2 separate regions of the Homo sapiens genome follow, and region 1 is linked to region 2. A link is a loop called in an ENCODE intact Hi-C map of the cell type or tissue named here. Cell type or tissue: IMR-90. All regions are shown on one strand. Each heading gives the region's core, and the rest is flanking DNA. Links, peaks and the distances in the headings are about the cores only.

Region 1 (8,340 bases), core at 16-8,015, 1.5 Mb before region 2:
GATAAATGAATGGAAAAAGCAAAACCTTTCTCAGGATGATGGGGGTGATTGGCTTTGATTAATAATATATTGTGATTACCAACAATATTAGAATGGAGGAATTTAGAATACAGAGGGGTAAAAAAATGTCAATCTATGGACATAAATCCTTGATTCCTCTGGAACGGGAAAATATTATAGACAGTAAGGGCACTGAAAAACTTTCAGAGTCTTTTATTAATGCCATAAAAGATATTGTAATTAAATCCAAGAGACATGCATTTAGATTTTTCAAAGATGATTCTAATAAAGTAACTATCTAGATTCAGCTAATTTGCAACACTGTCAGAAATTATAAAGATCTTGTTTACTATAATCCAATATAGATGAATATATATGTTTACATTTTGAAGATCTTGAATATTTATAACAATTTTAAGACTAGTAAAATTTGTATAGAAAATTTAGGAAATTTAGAAAACTTAGGTTTTCTATGGGTAAATAAACCCTAGTTTTGCAAAGTCTAGAATATTATGCTACCATTTTTACACTGTGAGAAAACTATGGAAAAGGCATATTATCAAACCAGCCTAATTTTCAAGGTTTCACATTAGTCACATTACCAGGCAAGGGTACACATATCAGCAGAAAACTAGGCTGAATAATTTGTTGAAGGAAAAAGCCAATAATTTGTGTATGTATTAGGGAGTTGGGTTATGGTGGGTTTTGCTGGTTAAAAACTGAAGGCTACACTCTGGATAAGACAGATATAGTCCGTAAGTCAGTAGATAGTTGGTTAAAACAAATGCCACTTTTTATCACTGAAAAAAGTTTTCAGTTAGGTTGGTGTGGGTCTGTACCTGGGTCACGTGAAGGTCTCAGTTGCTTATCTGCTTCCACTGGTGGAATGCCCAAACATCACAGTTGTTTGTCAACTTCGGAGGGTTGGAAGCAATTATGTTGAAACACCACAACCAGTTTGAGGTCTTCAAGCAAAGTGAAAATGGAAAAATTGTCTTGACACTAGTGTGTACCAAATCACTATGTTATTGCTATCCCATAGAATACCTTTATATGTGGTCCAACAGTTTGATTTTAAAATTTTCATCTTATTTTGCTAGAAACTTAACTTTGCCATTAATTAAATGTATGATAAACATTTTAGAGATGAAATATAAAATACATAAAAGTACTTTTTTTTTTTCAAAAATCATAGGAAGTATTTGTGTAGAAATGTTTGGAGTTCTGTGTTTTAAGATAAATATTAACGAAAGCAAATTGAGTCAGTCTTATTTTATAATTCCATGGGTTTGTCCTTTGTAATACTTTGTGAGCCTTGGACACGCTAGTGGATATGGAGAGGTTTATTTTGTTGTTTAAAGTTTTGGAGGTAGGAGGAATATCAACTCTTGTGTTGGATCAAATCAGATCAAATAGGGAATCAGCCTATGGTCAGAATATTCTCTCACCCCAAACAAAGTTAAATACAGAAATAATGAAATAAATTCAGCTTATCTTAAGTCAAGCCCTTTTTTTTTCTGGTTTCAGCCAAGGCTGTAAAACTGAGTGCCCTCTGGTACCTGCCCTAGATGACAGAAGAAGTCAGAAGGCAACAAAACTTTAGTACTCAGAATAAATCTGGTTTAAACTTTATTCCAAAGGCTCAATTTGATTGAAAAATCCCAAAGAACAAAAAAAGACCTTATTCCTCAATGTTCTTGGTATTTTTAATCCTGAAGTCAGTTGGATCCAAAGCATCTGGCCTCCCATCCCTATTTTCCTCTTTGACGGTACTGAACTAAACAGCTCTTAAAAATCACAGAGTCGGTTGAACTTCAGTCAGGGCATCTGTCAGTACCATATTAGCAGATTTGGGCCAACATTTAAAAATGAGTAATTGGGAATCTGGTTCATTTTGGCATGCTGAGAGCCTGGCCAGAGTCTTCCTATAGCAGGTGGTTTAATGGGAACTTGGTCCATGAAGGCTCTGATGTGCTCTATTTATGTCTCTGTGTTAGATGATAAGCCCGAAGCTATGGTTGCTGTGAGTCTGCCAGACAAGAATCTAAAACAAAGCACAGAGTTGATTACCACCAGGCTCATTGCCAAGGGCCCTGCCACAATACTGCATAAGTGTAGTGCCCAGTGCCCCAATTGTGATTGGCCTTATTGTTTGTTTCTAGTATCGGTCTGGCTGTTAGTACCACAGTGTATTGTATCTATTCTCTCCCAAAAACCAGAGGGCTAATACTTAGTAGCGAGGTGGGGCTAGATACACTCACCCTATATCATTGAGTAGAGCATCACTTAGTCACATATTAGACACCAGAAAGCTTTCTCGGCGAGATGGTGGAAGAGATTCTTGTTCATAGATCTTGGCAATAAAAGCACTCCTTAGCTTTATATAAACACACATTAAATACATAAGTAGGTAAAGTGTTATAAAGAGTTTTAAATGCATGGCCTCATTTGATGCTTATAACCACTTAGTGTTATAGGAGAGGTTTGTATTATTATTCCCATTTTCTCATGAAAGAGGAAGTTAGAAGAGTTAAGTGATTTGCCTAAGATCACTCAGCCAACAAGAAGATCCAAGAATGGTTCTGAGCTTTGCCGTCTCTCCTCAGCTTTTGTTTCATGCACAGCCATCTGATATCTAAGTGGAGAGAATGGTGGCCTGGTGATTGCATTTAAGACTTAATAATGATACATTTAAAACTGTAACATTTAGCAGACCTCTAGTTGTGGCTACTACTGCTGTCTTGCCACAAATTCTACTGTATTGATTTTTATCCATGCCGCATTTTAATATTGTGGACTTAAAAATGAACATCGGAATCCTACCATCTTTGCAGTGGCTGTAGGGGTTAGTTTTTTTGCCTGGAAGGATGCTGTGAGGAAACATTTTCAGGTGGCTTGGGTAAGGCTTATAATGTCTGGATAGCGTGAAGTTTGTAATTAGATCATGACAGAATAGCAGCAACTTTTTGTTCAATTAATCAGAAAATATCATGGCATGCCTATGATGTTCAAAGAACTATGCCAGTTTGCTAAGAACTAGACAAGGACTGACTGCCTTCAAAGAACTTACAGTTCCATTGAGAGATAATACATGTGCACACAAAATAACCAGCCACATAGGGCAGCTATTTATAATGGCAAGGGTAGGTACGAGGCAAGGCAAGCCTGTACAAGGAGAGGTCACAGTGAGTTGAGGTTATTTTGGAAGACTCTTGTAGATTTTTTAGTGGAAGCAAAATTTAGATACTGTATATGAAATGGGGGTAGGTTTCTAGATGGTATGTTGGGAGTGAAGAAACAGCCAAAAATAAATAAATAAATAGAACTATAAAAGAATAAAACATATTGTGGATATGAGTAGACCTGTCTCACTGCGGACAGGAATTTATAATGCAAAGGAGTGGAAGATAGATGTCAGAAAATTGGTGGGAAGATTATGGATGGCCCTGAATACCTGCATGAAGAGCTTGTTCTGTTAATCTGTAAGGAAAGAAGTGTCATTCAAGTATTTTGAATGGGAGGCAGAAACTTAGAAAGCATCATTTCACCGGGTGGCAGTGCCCAGGATAGAGTGAGGAATAAAGGGAGAAACAGACTATCAGTGGAGGGACAAGTTAGAAAATGGAGCAAAAATCCGGATGGGAGGTGACCCTCAGCAGAGCGTGATACCGGACTGGACAGAGGCACTCGGGTCTCACCCCGGCTTCTGCTGCTCTTTTCCTTCCCACACAGTAGCCACAAGGTGTCGCTGTAGCCTTTTTTTGCTCCCTGAAAAATGGCTTGGGGGATGATGAGGAGCTTTTCAAATGGCTGCAATGTGAAGTCATTTCTGCAGTTTTGGTGCCATCTTATTTCATATTGAACAGTTTAGCATCATCTTGGAAAATACCTGCATACCTCACCCTTTGGCCCACTAGACTCTGTGTCCTCTTGTAAGCTGTTCTGTTTAGGCGGTTGCAACTCTCAGGTGTTGGGGACTGTGGGGGTTGTTGCTGGCCCTGTAGTAGTAAACACATGGACATCAAAATTCAGCACTTAAGTCCGTGTGTGTGTGTGTGTGTGTGTGTGTGTGTGTGTGTGTGTGTCAGAAGCACTTTTTTTCTTCTTGGGAAAAGATACTGTCATTGACAGAGGAAGAAATAGCAGGAGTCCTTATCTGGGAGGAGAGGAACATATCAGGGGTCCTCAAGACCACCCCAGGTTCAGTGATTCACTAGGAGGACACACAGGACTCAGTGTATAGTGCTAATATCTATAGTTTATTACAACACAAGGATGCAAAGTAAAATCAACAAAGGGAAGGGCTCATGGCACAAAGTCTGGAGGAGGCCAGGCACAAGCTTCCAAGAGTCCTCTCCCAGGAGAGTCACACAGGATGTGCCTAATTCCTCCAGCAAAGTACTGTGAAACACATGTGGAAGGAATACTGGACTCAGTGTCCAGGGTTTTTATTGAGGCCTTTTCACATAAGCACTTTTCACATAATCACATAAGAGTTGCAACTGCCTAAACAGAACAGCTTACAAGAGGACACAGAGTCTAGTGGGCCGAAGGGTTAGGTATGCAGGTCTCTGCATTGCACATAATAAAATTCCAGACTTCCAGAAGGACAAAATGTACATTGGTGCAAAAAGTTTCTTTTCTGTCTTTTTTTTTTTTTTTTTAATTTTAATATAGAGATAAGGTCTTACTGTGTTGCCTAGGCTGGTCACAAACTCCAGGGCTCAAGCAATCTGCCTACCTCAGCATCCCAAAGTCCTGGAATTACAGGCATGAGCCACCATGCCCAGTCTGTGCAAACAGTTTAGGCCCAATGAGACTCTCTTAACTGTGCTGTCAATTGGAGAAACCCTCCTGCAATCCGAGTTCCCAGATGCCAACCAAGGGCCAACCTTGCAAGCAGCCTTTCTTTATTTTTTTTTAAATTTTTTATTTTATTATTTTTTTTGAGATGGAGTCTTGCTCTATCCCTCAGGCTAGGGGGCAGTAGCACGATTTTGGCTCACTGCCACTTCCGACTCTTGGATTCAAGAAATTCTCCTGACTCAGCCTCCCGAGTAGCTGGGATTACAGGCGCCTGCCACCAAGCCCAGCTGACTTCTCTATTTTTAGTACAGACGGGGTTTCCCCATGTTGGTCAGGCTGCTCTTGAACTCCTGACCTCAGGCAATCTGCCTGCCTCAGCCTCCCAAAGTGCTGGGATTACAGGCGTGAGCCACCACACCCAGCTGCAAGCAGCCTTTTTAAGGAGTCTGATTTGCTATGTTAACTCTTTTCTGCACAGGGAGTGAAAATACCGCTTAGGTTTTTGAGAAGGAGGTATTGATGGATACATTTTTCAAAACCCAGGAGAGTCTGACGTTAAGGTCATGTCTCTGGAAGTGGTAGTTCAGGTTGGAGCAAAAGTAGTGAAACCAGTCCTGGTTGTCTGTCCACATACAGAAGACTGGAGAGGTAGAAGAGAACTGGGATGGTGTGTTAGGAAATCAAGAGAGGAGAGAAGGCCGGGCGAGATGGCTCACGCCTATAATCCTAGCACTTTGGGAGGCCGAGGTGAGCAGATCATGAGGTCAGGAGATTGAGACCATCCTGGCTAACACGGTGAAACCCTGTCTCTACTAAAAAAATACAAAAAATTAGCCAGGCGTGGTGGCAGGCGCCTGTAGTCCCAGCTACTCGGGAGGCTCAGGCAGGAGAATGGTGTGAACCCGGGAGGCGGAGCTTGCAGTGAGACGAGATTGGGTCACTGCACTCCAGCCTGGGCTACAGACCAAGATCCCGTCTCAAAAAAAAAACAAAAACAAAAACGAGAGAGGTTCAAAAGGAGGAAATGCTCGGTAGTATATAAAGTACTGCAGATGGGCAGGGATTATGGGCGCTGAAAAATGCCATTGGGACATAATTTAATAATGTGGTAATTGATTTTCAACTTAAAATTATCTGTACACATTAAGCCAGACTTACTTAGCCAGTGCCTTGAATAGCTTTCCTGCCTATCACATCTTTCTGTTTTCTTTTGATCACCTTACAAAAGCTCTGTTTTAACATTTTTTATTGTGGCTTTGAATTTTTTGTTTGGGTTTAGATTTCACAGGCAGAGGGAAATGGATGAGCTTTGGGAAGGCTAAAAAAATTCTTTGTGCAATACTACATACTTCTCTCTGGCCATTATTTAGGGACAGCAGCAGCCGAAAATCACCTCTTCTGTTCTGGATGGAAAAGTAATTCAGTTTGTTCCTTTAAGAGGATTAGGTTTACCATTTCATTGATTTCATCGTTGCTTCCTGGTAAAGAATAAAAATTAAAAGCTGCTTGTTTTGAGTGGAGACATCTCAAGGGGCTTATGAAAGTGTCTGAATTTACTACTACACCGTTGGACTTCTCCCAGACCCGGAGTTCCAGTTATTGTCTCTCTGATATTTCATTTCTTTTTTTTTTTCTGGGTTCTCGGATGCTAAAGTTGTATAGACCCTCTGAGATGAATGATTATTGTTAGACAAGACCATGTGAACCAATAATGGCTTTTCCTTTGGTTATAATAAAAACATATCAGAACAACATTTATTTTTTCAAAAAGCTCTTTTTGTGTGGCTGACTTTGAGTAGTAGGTGGTCTAGGAAATACCAGCACCTCCTCTCTCTCTCACTTGAAATGCTTCAGGATTAGAAAATCATTGCAGGCAGAAAGTGGAGAGTGTGGTGCTCAATGTGGCCTTTGCAATTCTACTTACCTCCAGTGGTGGGTGACAGTCCTGGCCTTCTGGCCTTATTCACGTCATTGCACTTCAGGAGGGCAAATGTGCGCTGTAACTGAGGTGGTTTTAAATTATCTGTCTCTTGTTCTAATATCCCAGGGCTTCCAGCAAAAGTTCTCCTTCCACAGTAAAGAGATTGTGGCTATCAGCTGTTCCTGGTGCAAGCAGGCGGTAAGATTGGGATGAAATAAAGCAATGTGGGCTCATGTTTTGTCGAAATACACTTGTGTCATTATTTGAGTTTCTCCCTGGAAGTAGAAGGCATTCCTAATTTAATGTATTGCTTTTCTCATATAGGATCCTTGGAGGAAGAAAGACAGACTGAAACTATAGAACAATAGCATAGATGAGCTGGGATACACTAGAGAGATAAATTAACTTCTATATTTTATGTACATTAAAGCTTGGGGTCAAAGACTAGAAAATCCTCCCCTAATTCTAACACTGGGTCTAGAGTTGAGGACTTCTCACACCTAGACCACATTTTCCCTCCAGTACCTCTGTATTGTTGAGAACTCCTCTGGTATGAAGGTACAACATTAGAAGCAAAGCAACGTATGACCTAAGAGGTCCCTCCAACACAGGTGGACAGGAATCCTGGCTCTTCTGGTTTTAATGTTTAATGTGCATGACTTTTTATTTTGGGGCTAAGTGTGAGGATAAGAAGAGTGGTTCTTGTATGCTTTTTTAGGTTTGGATGTTGTCTGTACACTCATTGAAATGTAGCTCTTTCTTACATTTGAACATATATATACTCATTAGGATCTGATGGTAATGTCCCTATTTATTTTTCTTTAATCTACCTTTTTTCCCACTTTATTTAGAGCGTAATTCCTCGGTCTGTACCAGATGCTACATTTTCTTATTTGTTTGTACATGTGTACCTGTGTACCTGTTCTTTCTTTTACCACATAACATATAGTCTAACCCAGGTGTTGGCAGACTACAGCTCGTAGGCCAAGTCTGGCTGCCATCTATTTTTGTAAATAAAATTTCACTGGAATGCAGCCATGCCCAGTTATTTATATATTGTCTGTGGCTGTTTTTTTTCATTTATGTATTGTCTATAGACACTTTCATGCTACAATGGCAAGGATGAGTAATTGCAACAGAGGTGGATGATCCCATAAGCCTAAAATATTTATTCCCTGTGCCTTTATAGAAAAAGTTTGCTGATGCCTGCTGTAATTTCTCAATGTCCCTATTCTTTTGAATAAGTTGGAATATATAACCCCTTCATTGCACAGGGGACCTGCAAAGAAAAGGCTGTGGTGTCTTGGTGAGGTTAAAGGTTTGCAGAAAACTCCTGCCACTACACACATCACGCTAAACTAGCCACACAGGCCATGGGGCTGGAACAGATGCATTTAGTTGAAACATATGAAATGGACATTTTGTGGGTCAAAACCATTTATATTTTGGCAGTTCCATATAGTTCAACTTAATAATATCTCTAGCCTCCTACATGTCAGAAGAACCTGCTGTCACTAGATAGAGACTCGGTGGTCTGGAAAGCTCAGTGTCGCTGCATCACAATCCTGTGACATTTTTTATTCCTGGCATTTTCATTTACTTTCAGTTAGTTG
Region 2 (8,340 bases), core at 94-8,093:
GTTTGAAGCCAAGTCGGAATGAAACAGAGACGTCAGGAAGAGAAAGAATTCAAAAATAAGAGAAAAAAATTGACATGTGTAGTCTAGGAAAAAGGTTTACTAGGTAGCCAAAAATATGAGCCTGAGGCTCAGAAGAGAAGACAAGGTGAACCAATATCAGATTTTTCTTCTTCTCAAAGTTCAAGGAGAATTTAGAAACAGGTCATCAGTCACCGGACTCAGATTTTAAAGGTAAGAGTTACATCTTAGTCATCTTGTTTATTGTCAGCACCTGGCAAAGTTCCTGATACATAATAGATGTGCAATAAAGGAATGAACATCTATTATGTATCATTTATCTATCAATAAATGAACATCTATTATGTATCATTTATCTATCAATGAATGAACATCTATTATGTATCATTTATCTACCAATGAATGAACATCTATTATGTATCATTTATCTATCAATGAATGAACATCTATTATGTATCATTTATCTATCAATAAATGAACATCTATTATGTATAATTTATCTATCAATGAATGAACATCTATTATGTATCATTTATCTATCAATAAATGAACATCTATTATGTATCAGCTTAACATCTATTGCTTGTAAAGCTGAACTGAAGTATATTAAAAGGAAACAGTTGGAGACTCTGCAAATAATTTCTGCCAAAGTCATAGTTTTGGCTAAGATCTTCCCTGTTTGCCCAATGGTATGAAGACAAATAGAAAGAGGCATGTGAATACACTGAACACCCTGCATTAGAGACAAGTGGGAACCACAGGCAAGCTGTGCAAGCTGATGCAGAGCCTGGCAGAGAGGAGGGAGGGGCCAGCCACCCAGGTGTCCTGGAGGTGCAGCCCATGAGGAAGAACCAACTGTGATCCAGTAGTTGATACTTCCCAGGACTTGATTCCTAAGGAGCTGGTGGGGAATCTCTATAGATAGAATGAATTAGAATAAATTCAGAATAGAAAATTAAGTTTTGAATAGAACTCCAAGTACGTCCAACTTAGAAGAATCATTGAGAGTGAAAAAGCTATTACATTATTACTTTTCATTACTACATAGTAAAAAGGCTAAATATTTGATAACTCTAGGACAAATGGCCCCTAATCTATTAACATCATTCATTGTTCAGAAACGAAAGGAACATTACTTTGTACGACAGTACCACTATTATTCAAATGTATGGGGGTGCTGCTATAATAAGGAATGAAACGTTTACACTAAAAAGTAGTACTCATACTAATATATTTAGAAGCCTATAGTTTATGGCTTTTAACAACATCCAATTCATTATTTTTTCTAAAGTGTATTAATTGTGAATAATTTCAAAAGTACTGTAAAATTATTTTTAATACTATCAAGATTAAATAAAGATATTACATTCAATCCTTTAATATTTAAAGAAATTAATTTATGAAATTATATTAATTTATGTTAATTGTATTGTTATTAACTTATTAAATTTAAATAATTAAATGTAAAGATTTTATAATATTGTTCAAAAATCACATTCTGTCTTCTTTAAAGGGTAAGTTTTTTTACCCACTCTTTATTCTTCCCTCCTTTTCCTGGAAATTGATATTTCAATGTTTATATTTAATATTTTACATATATATATTCAAAACCACCATATATTGTTTTCTGTGGGGCTTCTAATGCTTAAATAAATGATATTATACTATATGGATCTAAATTGCTTTTTGTACTCAGTATTATGTTTTTAAGAGCTAGTCATTCAATTTCACTATTGTATAGTACTTCATTGTTTGAATAACTAGAGTTTATTAGTCCATTTTTTAATCTAGTGTTACTTAGGTTGTTTTCTTCTAACTTTTTTTCTATTGCAAACAGCATTGCAGTGAAGTTCCTTGCACATCTTCTTGTGCATATTTGAAAATCTAAAGACTGAGATGATAGACGTGAGAGTATGCACATTTAACAGAGTATTAAAATAGAAGTTTTGCCTGAGATCCTAAGATGATAGATAACAGTTATCAAAGTAAGATGCCAGACCAAGAAAAAATATCATGGTACTAAAAAGTAGTTTCACTACTCTTACACCCTCTACCCATATTGAATATTAAAAAGGGTCAGACTGTTGAAAATGAAGGAGAGAGAATTTGCAGTAAGAATTTCTTGTAGAGAACCATGCTGTAAGTCTCATCTGGTCCCTGATTCCTATCAAGGAGAGAGTAGGATAGGGAGCTACTTACTTCTCACATAAAGCCAATAAGTGGATCTTGAAAGGCTTAATTTGTGACTTGCAGTGTGCAGGACAGAGAGGGCTGGGGCCAAGTACCACCTACATAATATAAACAGCTTGCTCCTGCATTAACCTGTTCTAACCATGGGCCACTGCTGGCTAAATGCCCAATGGTTCGCAAGAGAGAGAATATTATGGGCCCATGATGAGCCTTCATTCCCTGAGGAGGTCGGCCACCCACCTGGCGGTGGGTTAGTTACATAACATCTCTCACACCTGGGTGGCGGGTTCGTTACATAACATCTCTCACACCTGGGTGGTGGGTGGAAGGGGGCAGCAATGAGTTCACTGGAATTGAGACACATTCTACATCTGTGCACGCCCTCCTTGACCACAGTGCCTCTGTCAGCACTGCCATCTGAGAGTTCACACGCATCTTCTCTATCAATATGGCAGCCTACAGGACCTCACCACAGAACAAGGGATTCATATGACAGCAATAGAGGTGTGTAAGAGGGCTTGTGGCCACAGGATTCTTTGGCTTTATAACATACTCAGAAGCAGTCAAACTGATGGAAGGCCCAAGGCTGGCTGAGGAGCCAACTGGGTGTCAAGACACGTGAAGTTAGCATGCTAGTCTCAAGGATGTAACATGCCAGGCATAGTGGCTCAAGCCTGTAATTCCAGTACTTTGGGAGGCCACAGTGGGCAGATCCCTTGAACCCAGGAGTTCGAGACCAGCCTGAGCAACATAGCAAAATCCTGTCTCTACAAAAAATACAAAAATTAGCCAGGCGTGATGACACTCACCTGTAGTCCTGGCTACTTAGGAAGCTGAGGTGAAAGGATCGCTTGAGCCTAGGAGGTCAAGGCTGCGGTGAGCCATGATCACACCACTGCACTGCAGCCTGGGCGACAGAGTGAGACCCTGTCTCCAAAAAAAAAAAAAAAAGTAACACAAAATTAGACAAGATGGCCAACCGGATGCAGCTAGAAGCACCTCTTCCACAAAGAGGAACCAAAATATCAAGTAAGACTTCAAACCTCCAACAGATCTTTTGAAAGAAAACACTGAAAGTCAATAGAGAGGTGATGCAGACACTGTGGCTGAAGAGGAAGGAGGGGGGACAGCCTGCTCTGTCACCAGGTGCCAGGACCTGCCCCTGAACCCAGACTGGACCCAAGAAAGGGGTAAATGAAGGCACTGCAGGGCACCACATGCCCACCATGGAGCCCTGAGTCCTAGCTACAGGAGTTCCCATGACCCCTGCAGATCTTTGGATTGGCAGGGGGAGTTGCCTAGACAAATGGAGAGGCACAGCGAGAACCTGCATGGAGCCCAGAAGGCTTTGCTGTGCTGGGCAGCTTGTGGCAAAACATGGGGCCAGAGTGAGGCTATCTGGTAAGGCTCTGGACGCGTATCCACTAAGGCTCTGGACGTCCATCCTGCACTAAGCAACTGCAGCTCCTGCTGTCTGCTGGGCCAGTAGAGAACAGGGTACGACCTCACTCACAGGCCTAAGAAACACCCCGCGGCCATTGTCGCCGATGAGGTGCAGATGAATCAAACTTCTCCTTGCCTGCTGGCCCTCCCAAGACCATCTGCCTGGCCACTCCCACAGGAGTATACCCCCAGCACAGCCTCCACTGCCCCATCTAAGCGTTGTGTTGGCAGCATGCCAGCAGCTCACTTCCCCCATCCCAGCTTTACTTTGGCCCCAAGGGACCAGAGGACAAATCCAAGGGCCAGGTCCCAATTCTCCAGGATTCGAGCACATCGCCCAGGGGCATTGAGTTAACAGTTGTGGCCTGATCTTGAGTAGCGGAGGAGCCCCCACTATCAGAACACAGAGTGTGGTGCTGGTTCATGCAGTGGTGTGGGAGCTGGGCACCCCTTCCTTTGCAAGGCCAGGTGGGGAAAGGCATGGCCTGATAGCTGCAGTTTCCCCCTCAGGGAGTCTGGCAGCCTGGAATGCCCAGTAGGGTTCAGCGATCTGGGCGCAGACAGCTTGGGATGAACTTAGCTGGTCAGGCTTGCTGGCTGGACCAGATGTGAAAGGGAGACTCACTGGATCAGGGGAGCTTAAACTGTGTGGGCCCCATGGCTGCCTGCTGGGCTGAAAACCCCGGTCCACTTCTCTTCCCCTAAGCAAGTTCTGTGGCACAGGAGGGTCTTCTTCGTCCCTTCCTGAAAGGTTGTCCTACCAGCCTGAGAGCTACCCCTATGCCTCCACCAAGGTCAGCGCTCACGTCGGCCTCAGAGAGGCTGATAATGGACTTGCCCAACCCAGCCACATCCAGCTTTGCCCCCTCCAGCTGCTCTCAGCAGAGCACAGAATGGTATCCCTGAGACCCCCACACCCTGCCCATCGCCAAGGACAGCCCAGTACTTCCCCTGTTCAACCAAGGCCAAGAAAAAATTCTACTGCCATCACTGCAATTGCCTCTCACCTGCAAGCGCTACTTAAAGGCCAGGAAGTCAACCTGCAGGGCCCATCACAACTTCAGCAGACGGCATAGTACAGCGCTCAGCTGGTTCATACCCATAAGTGCCACCTACTGGCCGGTAGCGTGAACTGCACAACCCAATATAATTTCCACCGAGGGAAGTGCACAGCACTGGAGAAAGAGATAAAACTTCTCCAGACCTGCCGTGAGGGATAGAGCTATCCAGCCCAGATACTACACTTTTCCCACAGTCTTCGCAATCTGCAGACCAGGAGATTCCCTCGGGTGTATACACCACCAGGGCCCTGGGTTTCAAGCACAAAACCGGGCGGCCCTTTGGGCAGACACTGAGATAGCTGCAGGAGGTTTTCTTCATACACCAGTGGCGCCTGGAATGCCAGCGAGACAGAACCGTTCACTCCCCTGGAAAGGGGGCTGAAGCCAGGGAGCCAAGTGGTCTAGCTTACCGGATCCCATCCCCACGGAGCCCAGCAAGCTAAGATCCGCTGGCTTGAAATTCTCACTGCCAGGCTGGGCAGGGTGGCTCATGCCTTAATTCCAGCACTTTGGGAAGCCAAGGTGGATGGATCACGAGGTCAGGAATTCAAAACCAGCCAGGCCAAGATGGTGAAACCCCATCTCTGCTAAAACTACAAAAATTAGCCAGATGTGGTGGCAAGCGCCTGTAATCCCAGCTACCTGGGAGGCTGAGGCAGGAGAATCACTGGGCAGCAGAAGTTGCACTGGGCCGGGATTGCGCCACTGCACTCCAGCCTGGGCGACAGATTGAGACTCCATCTCAAAAAAAAAAAGAAAAAAGAAAAAAAATTCTTGGAGTCTGAAGTCGACCTGGGGCACTTGAACTTGGTGGGTGGAGGGGTGTCCGCCATTACTGAGGCTTCAGTAGGCACTTTTACCCTCACAGTGTAAATAAAGCTACAAGGAAGTTTGAACAGGGTGGAGCCAACCACAGCCCAGCAAGGCTGCTGCGGCCAGACTGCCTCTCTAGATTCCTCCTCTCTGGGCAGGGCATCTCTGAAAATAAGGCAGCAGCCCCAGTCAGGGACTTATAGATAAAACCCCCAGCTCCCTGGGACAGAGCACCTGGGGGAAGGGGCAGCTGTGGGCACAGCCTCAGCAGACTTAAACGTCCCTGCCTGCTGGCTCTGAAGAGAGCAGCGGGTCTCCCAGCACAGCGTTCGAGCTCTGCTAAAGGTCAGACTGCCTCCTCAAGTGGGTCCCTGACCCCCATGTATCCAACTGGGAGACACCTCCCAGTAGGGGCCAACAGACATCTCATACAGGAGAGCTCTGGTGGGCATCTGGTAGGTGTCCCTCTGGGACAAAGCTTCCAGAAGATGGAACAGGCAGCAATCTTTGCTGTTCTGCAGCCTCCACTGGCAATACACAGGCAAACAGGGTCTGGAGGGACCTTCAGCAGACCTGCAGCAGAGGGGCCTGACAGTGAGAAGGAAAACTAACAAACAGAAAAGGAATAGTATCAACATCAACAAAAAGGACACTCACTCAGAGACCCAATCCGAAGGTCACCAACGCCAAAGACCAAAGGTAGATAAATCCACGAAGATGGGGAGAAACCAGTGCAAAAAGGCTGAAAATTCCAAAAACCAGACTGCCTTTTCTCCTCCAAAGGATCACAACTCCTCACCACCAAGGGAACAAAACTAGACAGAGAATGAGTTTGACTAATTGACGGAAGTAGGCTTTACAAGGTGGGTAATAAGAAACTCCTCCGAGCTAAAGGAGCATGTTTTAACTGAATGCAAGGGATCGAAGAAACTTGAAAAAAGGTTAGATGAATTGCTAACTAGAATAACCAGTTTAGAGAAGAACATAAATGAGGTGATGGAGCTGAAAAACACAGCACGAGAACTTTGTGAAGCATACACAAGTATCAATAGCTGAATCGCTCAAGCGCAGGAAAGGATAACAGAGATCAAAGATCAACTCAATGAAATAAAGCGAGAAGACAAAATTAGAGAAAAAAGGGTGAAAAGAAACAAAAGAAGCCTCCAAGAAACACAGGACTATGTGAAAAGGCCAAATCTACATTTGATTGGTGTACCTGAAAGTGACAGGGAGAATGGAACCAAGTCGGAAAACACTCTGCAGGATATTATCCAGGAGAACTTCTCCAACCTAGCAAGACAGGCCAAAATTCAAATTCAGGAAATACAGAGAACACCACAAAGATACTCCGCGAGAAGAGCAACCCCAAGACACATAATTGTCAGATTCACCAAGGTTGAAATGGAGGAAAAAATGTTAAGGGCAGCCAGAGAGAAAGGTTGGGTTACCCACAAAAGGAAGCCCATCAGACTAACAGTGGATCTCTCAGCAGAAACTCTACAAGCCAGAAGAGAGTTGGGGGCCAATATTCAACATTCTTAAAGATAAGAATTTTCAACCCAGAATTTCATATCCAGCCAAACTAAGCTTCATAAGCAAAGGAGAAATAAAGTCCTTTACAGACAAGCAAATGCTGAGAGATTCTGTCACCACCAGGCCTGACTGCACTAAACATGGAAAGGAAAAACCAGTACCAGCCACTGCAAAAATATACCAAATTGTAAAGACCATTGACACTATGAAGAAACTGCATCAACTAATGGGCAAAATAACCAGCTAGCATCATGACAGGATCAAATTCACACATAACAATATTAACCTTAAATGTAAACAGGCTAAATGTGCCAATTAAAGACACAGACTGGCAAATTGGATAAAGAGTGAAGACCCATCAGTGTGCTGTATTCAGGAGACCCATCTTATGTGAAAAGACACATATAGGCTCAAAATAAAGGGATGGAGGAATACTTACCAAGTGAATGGAAAGAAAAAAGAAGCAGGGATTGCAATCCTAGTCTCTGATAAAACAGACTTTAAACCAAAAAAGATCAAAAGAGACAAAGAAGGGCATTACGTAATGGTAAAGGGATCAATTCAACAAGAAGAGCTAACTATTCTAAATATATATGCACCCAATACAGGAGCTCCCAGATTCATAAAGCAAGTTGTTAGAGACCTACAAAGAGACTTCGACTCCCACACAATAATAGCGGGAGACTTTAAAACCCCCACTGTCAATATTAGACAGATCAACAAGACAGAAAATTAACAAGCATATCCAGGACTTTAACTCAGCTCTAGACCAAGTGGACCTAGTAGACATTTACAGAACTCTCCATCCCAAATCAATAGAATATACATTCTTCTCAGCACCATGTCACACTTATTCTAAAATTGACCACATAATTGGAAGTAAAACACTCTTCAGCAAATGCAAAAGAATGGAAATCATAACAAACAGTTTCTCAGACCACAGTGCAATCAAATTAGAACTCAGGATTAAGAAACTCACTCAACACCACACAACTACATGGAAACTGAACAACCTGCTACTGAATAACTACTGAGTAAATAACAAAATTAAGGCAGAAATGAAGATGTTCTTTGAAACCAATGAAAACAAAGACACAACATACCAGAAACTCTGGGACACATTCAAAGCAGTGTGTAGAGGGAAATTTATAGCACTAAAATGCCCACAAGAGAAAGCAGGAAAGATCTAAAATTGACACCCTAACATCACAATTGAAAGAACTAGAAAAGCAAGAGCAAACATATTCAAAAGCTAGCAGAATACAAGAAATAACTAAGATGA

The links. A loop is a pair of places that touch in the nucleus more often than their neighbours do. Peaks named below come from ENCODE experiments on the same cell type or tissue, not always from the same donor. Only the 100,000 strongest peaks of a DNase experiment are listed, where the experiment ranks them.
Region 1: it touches region 2 in a loop (12-fold over the local background); 2 of 110 quality-filtered maps call a loop at or near these places.

What each region holds. Positions count from the first base shown.
Region 1 is chr7:137,622,068-137,630,407 of GRCh38, reverse strand. DGKI (diacylglycerol kinase iota) reads left to right here. Exons shown (of 33, transcript NM_001321708.2): 7 at 6,854-6,925. Among named protein-coding and RNA genes, the nearest start is that of DGKI, 220 kb to the left of the region's middle. In IMR-90, for the core only: CTCF peaks have their summits at 3,736 (motif pointing right) and 5,005; no DNase peak of the experiment used is centred there.
Region 2 is chr7:136,111,866-136,120,205 of GRCh38, reverse strand. The region is part of intron 1 of LOC105375523 (a long non-coding RNA gene); the gene reads right to left. Among named protein-coding and RNA genes, the nearest start is that of MTPN, 140 kb to the right of the region's middle. RefSeq lists a silencer at 4,743-4,852. In IMR-90, for the core only: a CTCF peak has its summit at 4,770 (motif pointing left); no DNase peak of the experiment used is centred there.